2 separate regions of the Homo sapiens genome follow, and region 2 is linked to region 1. Evidence: chromatin contacts called from ENCODE Hi-C or POLR2A ChIA-PET data. All regions are on one chromosome and are shown on one strand. The core of a region is the stretch at or near the end of the contact, and the rest is flanking DNA. Distances in the headings are between cores, read along the strand shown. Region 1 has its middle 40 kb from the start of LDLRAP1. Region 2 overlaps MAN1C1 (mannosidase alpha class 1C member 1).

Evidence for each region. Hi-C counts contacts between places; a loop is a spot of excess contacts on that map. ChIA-PET counts read pairs that join two places held with the same protein, here RNA polymerase II (POLR2A). Pooled maps may share reads with other maps.
Region 2: a pooled map shows a loop between it and region 1 (1.9-fold over the local background). The contact joins two enhancer-like sites. A Hi-C loop is called at or near these places in 1 of 50 pooled maps. POLR2A ChIA-PET finds 5 or more read pairs at or near these places in 2 of 52 experiments (WTC11 and naive thymus-derived CD8-positive, alpha-beta T cell).

The regions. Positions count from the first base shown.
Region 1 is chr1:25,500,821-25,506,084 of GRCh38, forward strand. No RefSeq gene overlaps it. Among named protein-coding and RNA genes, the nearest start is that of LDLRAP1, 40 kb to the right of the region's middle. RefSeq lists enhancers at 2,242-2,809, 2,810-3,375. Within about 2 kb of position 2,316, at least 5 of the 41 ENCODE cell types and tissues checked have a DNase peak (open chromatin) inside an H3K27ac peak, as active enhancers do.
Region 2 is chr1:25,674,939-25,679,534 of GRCh38, forward strand. All of the region lies in intron 1 of MAN1C1 (mannosidase alpha class 1C member 1), which reads left to right. Among named protein-coding and RNA genes, the nearest start is that of MAN1C1, 60 kb to the left of the region's middle. RefSeq lists a silencer at 1,306-1,375 and an enhancer at 1,456-1,505. Within about 2 kb of position 1,738, at least 4 of the 41 ENCODE cell types and tissues checked have a DNase peak (open chromatin) inside an H3K27ac peak, as active enhancers do.

The sequences.
Region 1 (5,264 bases), core at 1,066-3,565:
TAGCCTTTCTGAGTCTTGGCCATCAAGTCTGTTGCAGACACTCCACACTTAATATCATGAGCAGAATTCCCCAGGGGGAACATGTTGGCTTGCCTTGGCTTTCGCCTTTGCCTTCCCTGAAGGAATGTGTCTGCCTACAGAACTCTCATTGGCACTTTCTTTTCCACCAAGGAAATCTCCAGTTGTTGTCTTTGTTATTTTAGGCCCATGATAAAGCAGCAATTAACTATGAAAATCAAAAGGCTATAATCATGATGCACTAATGGGGACAGACTAGGAGAGAGAGAAAACTCAGATCTTCAAGTTTCATTGCTTCTTTTTCTTTTTTTTTTTTTTGAGATGGAGTCTCACACCATCATAAAGCAGCTCCACATCTCAGTACATAATTTATTACATGCTATAAAGCAGTGTTTGCCATTCTAGATGGTTAAATATTTAGAGGACGAGTGGGCTGAGTGTGTTTTGACTGGCCGAATAACCTCTCTCTATTGACACATCTCCCAACTTTACATAAGGAAATAGCTGTCTATGTGGCAATCTTTCCAAGAGATCCTATGGAATGAGAATGAACAACTCCTCATGACTCCCAGCCTGCAGGAAGGGCATAATCCTTTTTCCTGCCATCCCTCTCCCCTGCCTGTGTTAATCTGGGCTGTGAAGAGCCACCTGGGAGGGCTGAACATTTCTGACAGCTGCCCTCACTGCTGCTTTTGAAATTCACACCACAGCAGAGAACTAAAGAGGTAAACCAGAAGCCTACCCCCAAGCCACTGGCCAGAGTAGCTAGGCCTGTTTAGATTAAAGGGCCTCTGAGCCCCATAAATGCCTGGCTATATATGACTCTCAAAGACACTTACTGCTGAGCTGGCCTCTTCCCAGGCCTCACAGGACTTGCCCAAAGGCATCCCCCTCATCCTTCATGCAGAGCCCTAGGGCCCAGCCAAGCCCTCCAGACAGGGATGGGAGTCAACTCCCAGCTTTGCCTCCACAGGCTCTGTGATTGCCCTTAACCTCTCTAGGGTGCCGTTTCCTCACCTGACAGAGTTGCTATGGAGACTGGGTGACATGATGCAAAAGGGTACCCTGAAAACCATCTACAGCGCCCCCAGGTGGAAGCGCAGACCTGCCGCAAGGAATCATGAGGAGGGCAGGACCTGGCTAAGAATTCCTGCTCTTGGGGCTGCTGCATCCTTAACAGCCTGACTCCTAAACTCGTGACACTCAAAAACATGGTCTGCAACTGCAGCCCAGCAGCACCGGTGTCCTATGTGAGCTTGCATCGGGCTCTTGCCCAGACCCATCTGAATCTGCATTTTACAAGATGTGAATGGGTAATTCAGTTGCATATTATTTTAGAAGCCCCATCCTGAGCTGACTTTCCTAACATGAAGACTCTAAACATTGTCACCCTCTCTCTTCTAGTCCAGAAAAAAGCTGATACACAGGTTTTGAAAATTTAGAATTAAAAATTTGGGCTGGGCGTGGTGGCTCACGCCTGTAATCCCAGCACTTTGAGAGGCCAAGGTGGGCAGATCACGAGGTCAGGAGTTCGAGACCAGCCTAGCCAACATGGTGAAACCCTGTCTCCACTAAAAATATAAAAATTAGCTGGGCATGGTGGTGGGTGCCTGTAATCCCAGATACTCGGGAGGCTGAGGCAGGAGAATCGCTTGAAACCAGAAGGCAGGTTGCAGTGAGCCAAGATCACGCCACTGCACTCCAGCCTGGGCAACAAGAGGAAGACTCTGTCTCAAAAAAAAAAAAAAAGAGTTTAATGATGAGAGGCCATGCAGAAGATGAACTCTAAGCCTTACTCCTTTTTACTTATTTTGTTTATTACGTTTCCTCACCATTAGAATGTAAGCTCTATGAGGGCAAAGATTTTTGTTTATTTACTGCTGTAACCCAAAACCTAGAACAATGACTGCCACATAGTAGGTATTCAGTAAATACTTATTGAGTGATTAAGGTTTTAGATTAGACATGTAATCTGAAATACCGTGTCTTGACTGAATCAGAGCATCTCTGTAATAGTATTATTAGAATGACAAGTATAAACAGAATTGTTTCTAGAAGGAGAGGGATAAATTTGAAGTAACATATTTACTATGACATCTCCCATCTGCCTGTCTGAAACCTTGCTTTTTTGTCAGATTTTCTCTACAAACTCCTGCTTGATTTAGCCAGGTGCAAAAAGATGTCTTTACCAGCTAGATGTGCTGCGAACAATCACTTGTCTTGGAAGCCTCGCAGCAGGGGCCTGCTGGGGGCCTGTCCATGCTTCATCCCTCTGGAGCCTTAGACCAACTTCCACAAGAGCCAGTACTGCTGCGTTGTGAGTCAGTGTGGGGATTTTTTCTGTTGACAGTAATTGAATTATAAAGCATTTCCTCCTGGAAGGTATCTGGGTGATTGAATGTCTCAGAGAATTCCTTTCCATCTGACCAAGGGGGCCACACTTCTTTTCTCTCCTCCCTCCTTGAGCATATTTTAAGTGTTTCTGTTTGTTCCATCTCAACGTTTGCTTTTGGTTCCTGTCTTTGCTTGAGGTTCAAGTCTTATTTCCCCTCAGGATGGGCTTTCTAGGGTTCTGGGACCACTCTGTTGTGATACCCTGATTTTTCTCCTAAGAATCCCAGATTTAGCTTCACACACGTGGCAGGGCCTTTTAAACCCCGTCCGAAGGAGCCTGGACCGGTTGCTCTGAGAGAGGTCCATTCTGCCCGCTTCCCAGCTCTGCAGCCTTCGGGTTGAGAGGGAGGTGCAGGTGAGTGTGGGCAGGGACCTCCATGAGCCACGTTTGGCCTGGCACCAGCATATCCTGGATCCTGTTCTTCGCCGTTCCCTTCCCTGTCCTCCTCTGCACGGAGGACAGGGTTTTGCTCCTGGAGCCCTAGGCCGTGTTGGCACATTTCTCCAGTACCAGGCCCATACTTCCTTAGAACAATCATTCTCAAACTTGTTCACCAGAACAGCCTGAAGTCACCTGCGAAAACACAGATTACTGGGTCCCACCCCAGAGTTTCTCATTCATGAGGTCTGGGGGTGGGCCTGAAAAACTGCATTTCTAACACATTCCCAAGTGAGGCTGGGCCCCACCTTGAGAACCACTGGCTTGAGCGTGAGGGCTGACACAGCCCTGCCCAAAGCCACCCCCCAGCTGCCACCAGAGGGCACATGCAACCTGAGCCAGAGGTCTTGTTTCACCTCCAGCTGCCAGCTCCCCGCCTGCCACCCAGCAGAGGTTCTTTCCAAAAGATTTCTTTCTAGTTGTAATTTTTGTTATTATGTATTAGGAAGAAATGCAGATCTAAAAAATAAGGTGGGTTCTCAGAGTCTGTCTCTGACAAATATTAAAGGTCAGATGGATCAGCCTTTTGAAAGTGTTGAATGTCCTGACTTTTAAGAAATGGAACAGGCTGGGTAGGGTGGCTCACGCCTGTAATCCCAGCACTCTGGGAGGCTGAGGTGGACCAATCGCTTGAGCTCAGGAGTTCAAGACCAGCCTGGGCAACATGGGGAAACCCATCTCTACTAAAAATACAAAAATTAGCTGGGTGTGGTAGTGTGCCTATAGTCGCACCTATCTGGGGGACTGAGGTGGGAGGATCATTTGAACCTGGGAGGTCAAGGCTGCAGTGAGCTGAGACCACACCACTGCATTCCAGACTGGGTGACAAAGTGAGACTCTGTCTCAAAAAAAAAAAAAAAAAAAAAAAAGGAAAAAAGCAATGGAACAAATGGTTCCCACTGGAGGCTTCCAGGGCTTCCATCACACTGAAGTGGGGACTTCCTTTCAGAACATCGTAGAATCTTTGTGTATTCAGAACCCAAAAGGCAGTTAAGATGATAGGTGATTTTCATTTTCTTCTTTATACTTTACTGTATATTCCAAATTATCTAAAATTCATATAACAAAAAAATGATTTTTAAAACACATTTTAAATGTGACTAAAAGCCAAAACAACAACTCCAAAATAATAAAAACCAACCCAAAGAGGAACTTGGAGTGAGCAGCGTGGGGTGAGGAGAAAGCCCCCAGCTGGCACTTGGCCCCTCAGTTGGTCCTGCTGAGGTATCTGCCTAGGCGTAGGGGTCTAGTGGGATCACAGTTGGCCGAGTGCTCAAGAAAGGGATTTAGGACCGAGGAATAGATGGTTACCTGTGAGGACTCGGCCTGTCATCTGTGTAAGTCATGTGTTGCAGAAGCCCTGAGATGCCAGAACTTGAGATTTTTCAACCAAAAACAAAAGGAATCTGGATAATGTGAAATCTCCCAATTTTTAAATGTTAGCTCAAATGTATTATCTGCAGATCAAACAAAATATGTCTGGAAGCTGCTAAATAGGAACCTAAGGCTGTAAAGTGCCTACGTTTTCCTGTTTCTGGCTTTGCTCCCAGTCCCTTGGCCTCTCCACGCACTGCAGAGTTCAGGAGAAGTGGGGCAGTGGGTCTCAACCCTGGCTGCTCATTAGAGTCACCTGGGGAGCTCTTAAAAATGCCCATGGCCAGGGCCCACCCTGAGAGCGCCTGATTTAACTGGGCTGGGGAGGAACCCGGGCTTTGTTTGTTTGAATTCCCCAGAGGTTTCTAATATGCAGTCAGGGTTGAGAAACTGGGAACTAGAGGGGAGTAAGAGGAAGCCTCCATCCTGCTGGGGCCTGGGACCTCAGAGGATGCATGCAGGTGTCTGGGGGCTGGGGCTGGGGCTAGGACTTCAAATGTTTTTAGCTGGCCAAGTGGAGATATGAGCAAAGTTGGTCTCTGCTGTCTTCCCACCTCCCCTGTGGAGACCCTCGTGTCTCTTCTTCTGGCCCCTGGGCTTCCTTCCAGGCCCTTGTCCTGGATTCCCCTTGTCAACCACATTTATCGCACTGTCTGCAAATATAAATTGTTAGCCCTCTCGTTTCCAAAAAGGAATTCTGCTAGCATCACCCCAATTTGTGGTTACTATGTGTCAGCTTATGAGGGTTTTTTAAATTATTATTATTGCAAGCCACAGAAGCTGACTGCGGCCAGTATAAGCCCAAAGAGGAACTGAATGAAAAGAGACGGGGCATGCACATATGGGGCTGTCGAGAGGGCTGAAGAGGCCATATGGGAAAGACAGGAGCCAGCCAGCATGGGCAGTTTGGAGGCAGGAGCTGCTCAGCAGGGCCCGTGGCTGAGTGAGTCCATGTCCCAGCTTCTCAAGTCAAAGTCGGGGGATGGTGGTAGATGTGTGCTACTGCTCCCAATTATCCACTCCATCCCTGCAGCGAGGT
Region 2 (4,596 bases), core at 488-2,987, 170 kb after region 1:
AGTTCCATGGAGAGATGGGAGTGGTTTGGATTAGGGTGGTGCTCATGGTGGTGGTACAAAGAGAAGTGGATGGAGAGATACTTCTCTTTTAGTGGATACGTTAATAGGATAGCAGTATCCTGTGGCTGCTTTTTATTGATTGATTGATTCATTTTATTTCAGTAGTTTTTGGGGTACAGGTAGTTTTTGGTTACATAGATAAGTTCTTTAGTGGTGATTTCTGAGATTTTCGTGCACCTGTCACCTGAGCAGTTTATACTGTACCCAATATGTAGACTTTTATCCCTCAACCCCTGCAGTCTTTCCCCCAACTCTGAGTCCCCAAAGTCCATTATATCATTCTTATGCCTTTGTGTCCTCATAGCTTAGCTTCCACTTATAAGTGAGAATATACAATATTTAGTTTTCCAATCCTGAGTTACTTCACTTAGAATAAGAGCCTTCAGCTCCTTCTAAGTTGCTGCAAAGGACATTATTTCATTCCTTTCTATGGCTGAGTAGTATTCCATGGTGTATATATGCCACATTTTCTTTATCCACTCATTGGTCGATGGGCACTTGGGTTGGTTTCGTATCTTTGCAATTGCAAATTGTGCTGCTATAAATGTGTATGCAAGTGTCTTTTTCATATAATGACTTATTTTGCGGGGGGGGGGGGAGGTGGTTACCCAGTGTGGGATTGCTGGATCAAATGATAGTTCTACTTTTAGTTCTTTAAGGAATCTCCATACTGTTTTCCATAGTGGTTGTACTAACTTATATTCCCACCAGCAGTGTAAAAGTGTTCACTTTTCACCACATCCATGCCATGGCTGCTTTTTATTGAGCACATATTATATACGAGCCATTGTGCTCAACACTTTACATCTGTTATTTACTCTTAGGGTTATTCTAAGGATTAAGTATTTCTGTCCTTTTACAGATGAGGAAACTGAGACTTACAGGGGTTAAGTCACTCACTCAAGGCCACACAGCCAGTAAGGTGGCAGAGCCCTAGAGCAGCCTCTCAAGCTTCAATGTGCGTTTGAATCACCTGGGGCTCTTGTTAAACTGCTGCTACAGATTCAGCAGGTGGGAGAGTGGAACTGAGGTACTCTGTTTCTGACGTGCCCCCTGGGTGGCCCTACTCCTGGTCCCTGGAGCACTTTGAGCAGCGAGAGTTTCTCTGCCTGTATGGCCCACACTCTCGACCCTGATGCCTTAGAAACAGCTGCAGACAGGATGCGATTCCTGAGACTGCTCAAACCTGAAACCCCATGGGCAGGATGTGGGTGAGCTGTCTGGACCTCAGGTGGGTGGGAGTTGTATCATATGCTCATTTCCCACATTGGCCTTTCAATAGCTTGAGTAAACCCGAAACTGAGAGGGTTGGAGGCAGCATCTCCCCTTCTACTCCCCCGCTTCACCTCCCCGGGCAACCAAACCCCACCCGTGCCCAGCTTCTGAGCGATAGACCTGGGCTGTGTATTTGCAGGAGCCTCACTGGGGTCACCAACCAGGTCATGTTGTGTTGCCCCAATAAATGGAACTGGATCAGAAAATCCAACGTGGATAGTTTTTAGGTGCCAAGCTGTCAGCTCTTCCCTTGGACTGTGCTGAAAGTGGAAGAGGAGAAAAAAATCAACCCAATGTTCTAAGCTCTCTGTCTACATAGTCATTAGATCCCAGGATCGTTAGAGACCAAATCCCTTCCCACTTGGCCCCTGCAAATGGGGCCAGGTGTCACTGCTGGGAGACGCCAGTAAGGCTGCACGTCATGGTGTGAGCACTTGTCTTTAATGACTGGGAAAATCCATTTCCTTCCTTGGCAGCTTTGAATGTAGCAACTGTGGTTCTGGGTCACTGCCAGAGCCAGCCTTGTGTGTATGTGTGTGATTTTTTAAAGTGGGGGAGAATGTCTCAATATTCAATGCTCACCCCCTTCCTTCCAAGTTGTACCCCCAGAGAACTGTCCAACACAAACTTTGGAGTTTTCCACTCTGGGAGTGGTCTGCTGGCACCCACGTGTCCTCCCCTCCTCTAATGCATCCTTTCTCTCTTGATCTCATTGTTCTGGGGTCCTCAGCTGAGTGGGCATCTGTGCCTGGGTGATCGATTCTAGTCTCTTTTCTGCAGGAGAGAACTCTTGAGCTCTGAGACAGGTAGAAAGAAAATCTTAAACCAAATAATAATGTTCTGCCTCACACTAGTAAATATTTTGCACTAAAAAATTCCGTGTCATTTTGATTTGTTCAGGTAGACAAGAACATCTTTTGTTTGAGGAAGAACTGAAGAGATTTCTTGGGATTCAGCTCCGATGGCTCTGCCTGTATCTCTCTATCATTGGAGCTTTGTTTTCCACCTTTGCAAGACTTGAGTGAAGGGAAGGCTTTGTGGTCTATTGTTAGGTGCTCTTTGAATCTATAAATCACAGGCTACAGGAAGGGAGGGGCTTCCAGAGACCATCTAGAGCCACCCTCTATCTCTAGCAGGGACACACACACACACACACACGTACACACACACAATGACTGCCTGTTGCGCGTTTCTAGAACCTAGTGGGGACAGGGGTACAGTTTCTTTTGGTGCATAGTTCTCATGTTGATTGGTTCCGACTGTCATGTTCTTGCACCTGTCCTGAGTATCTCTTGCTGTAGCTCTGGCCCTTTCCCCAGTCAGCTACTGCACTGCCCTGGCCCATGTTTCTTAGAGACATGGTTATCTCTGTGCTATTAGTGTCTGTGTCCTGGCCGAGGCAAGTCCCTTCCCTTTCTGAGTCTATATTCTTATAAAATGTGGCTTTGAGAATAGATGATGTTTCTGGTCTTAAAATTCTCTTTGACTCTGGAGTTCTGGATCTGTGCTTCTGTTTGATGTTGTTTCTCTTGCTGGGTGACCTTCTCTCTGACTCCCTGCTGTAAAGACCTCCTTTTTTTTTTTTTTTTTTTTTTTTTTTAATCAAAACCTAACTTGGTCCGACCTACCCCATGGCTGACCACCCAGGCACTTGCTTTTGACTTAAGGGTAGCACCATACGATGTCTTCTTTTTGTTTTTCATTTTAACAACCTGTATTTTTCACATCACAAAACCTTTCTAGATATTCACTGTAGAAAATTCAGAAAATATAGGTCAATAAGAAGAAAAAGATAGAAATCACTAAACTTCTATCAGACATAACCGCTGTTAAGAATTTGGTATATTTTCTTTCAGTCTTTTTTGTAAACACTCATACATAGGCCAGTGAATTTCATACTATGTAATTTTGTGTTCTGCCTTTCCACCTAATAATATATACTGAGCATTTTTGCCTATCATGAAACATTTGTAAACACAATTTTTAATACCTATTTACTACTTTACATCTCCTACTTTAGCCCTTGCATAATTATTTCCAAATGGAACAAATATCTGTCTTGTCCAGCCCACTGAACTGGCCAAATCAAATGAGATAAAATATGCAAAGAGCTGCACAAATATAAGTGATGATTGTTCATTTTGTTAGTTTTATCTCCCCAAGTGAACTACTTTACCGTATTGTCTCAAAATCGTTAAACAGTTTCCTGTTCACCAAGTTTTGCACAGTGGTGGGCAAAACATGCTGTCTGGCTGTAATCTCTTAAAAGGGCGTTACATATTAATAACTTTAAAAGTTTTTTCTTAGCAACTTCTTAGAAACTCTGGTCTAAGGAAATTATTCAAAATGTTATGTGCACAGAGATGTTCACTATGGCATTATTTACAATAGCCCCAAACTAGAAATCACCAAAATGTCTAATTATATGGGAAGGAGGTGAAGTAAATGATGATGAACCCACTTTCTAAGCTATTATATAGCTATTAAAAGTGATGTTTACAAAGCCTTTGTAATAAAATTGGAATATGTCATAATTATGGGAAGAAACAAAGGTACAATATGAGAGGGAAAAACAAAGGTACCTGCAGAGAAAGACGCCAAAATGGGAATGGTGGTTGTTAAATAATGGGCAGTTGTTTTCCTTCTCTTTTTCTGCTTTTCTTCAGCGAGCTTGTGTGCCTTTGATACATTAAAAGGTAGAGAGACAGAGACAAGAAGAGAGAGAGAGGAGACGAGAGAGAGAGAGAGAAACAAGACGAGAGAGAGAGATGAGACAAGAGAGAGAGAGGTGAACCTTGTTTTTAAAATTACCTGAAAGGATTTATGCAGAAGAGAGAAGGAAGGGGCACAGAGCTGAGTTCAAGAGAAGGGAGTGACCCAGAAGTGGGAGAAGCGGGCATGAGGGCTGAAGCCTGAATTGAGCTGAGACTTGTAGAAAATTCTCAGAACCACCAAAGGAGCCTTTTAATTTTTTTGGAGTAGGAAGAAAACAGGCACCTCCTTTGAGCATGCTAATATAATTATAAAAGGAGAAACCAAAATAGCTAGTTCCTAATTTGTTCACCAGACTTCTTCCTTCTCTGACCAGCGTGGGGAACAGGCTTGGTGAGACGGACATGAAGACCCATCCAGGCCATTGAGGAACTGGGGGCTAAGAAGAACTTCAGGGAGACTGACAATGGCCACATTCTGTTGTAATTTATAAAAAGTGAAGGAAAATAGAATTGTGTAATGTATAAATTTGGGTGAAAATAACAGCCT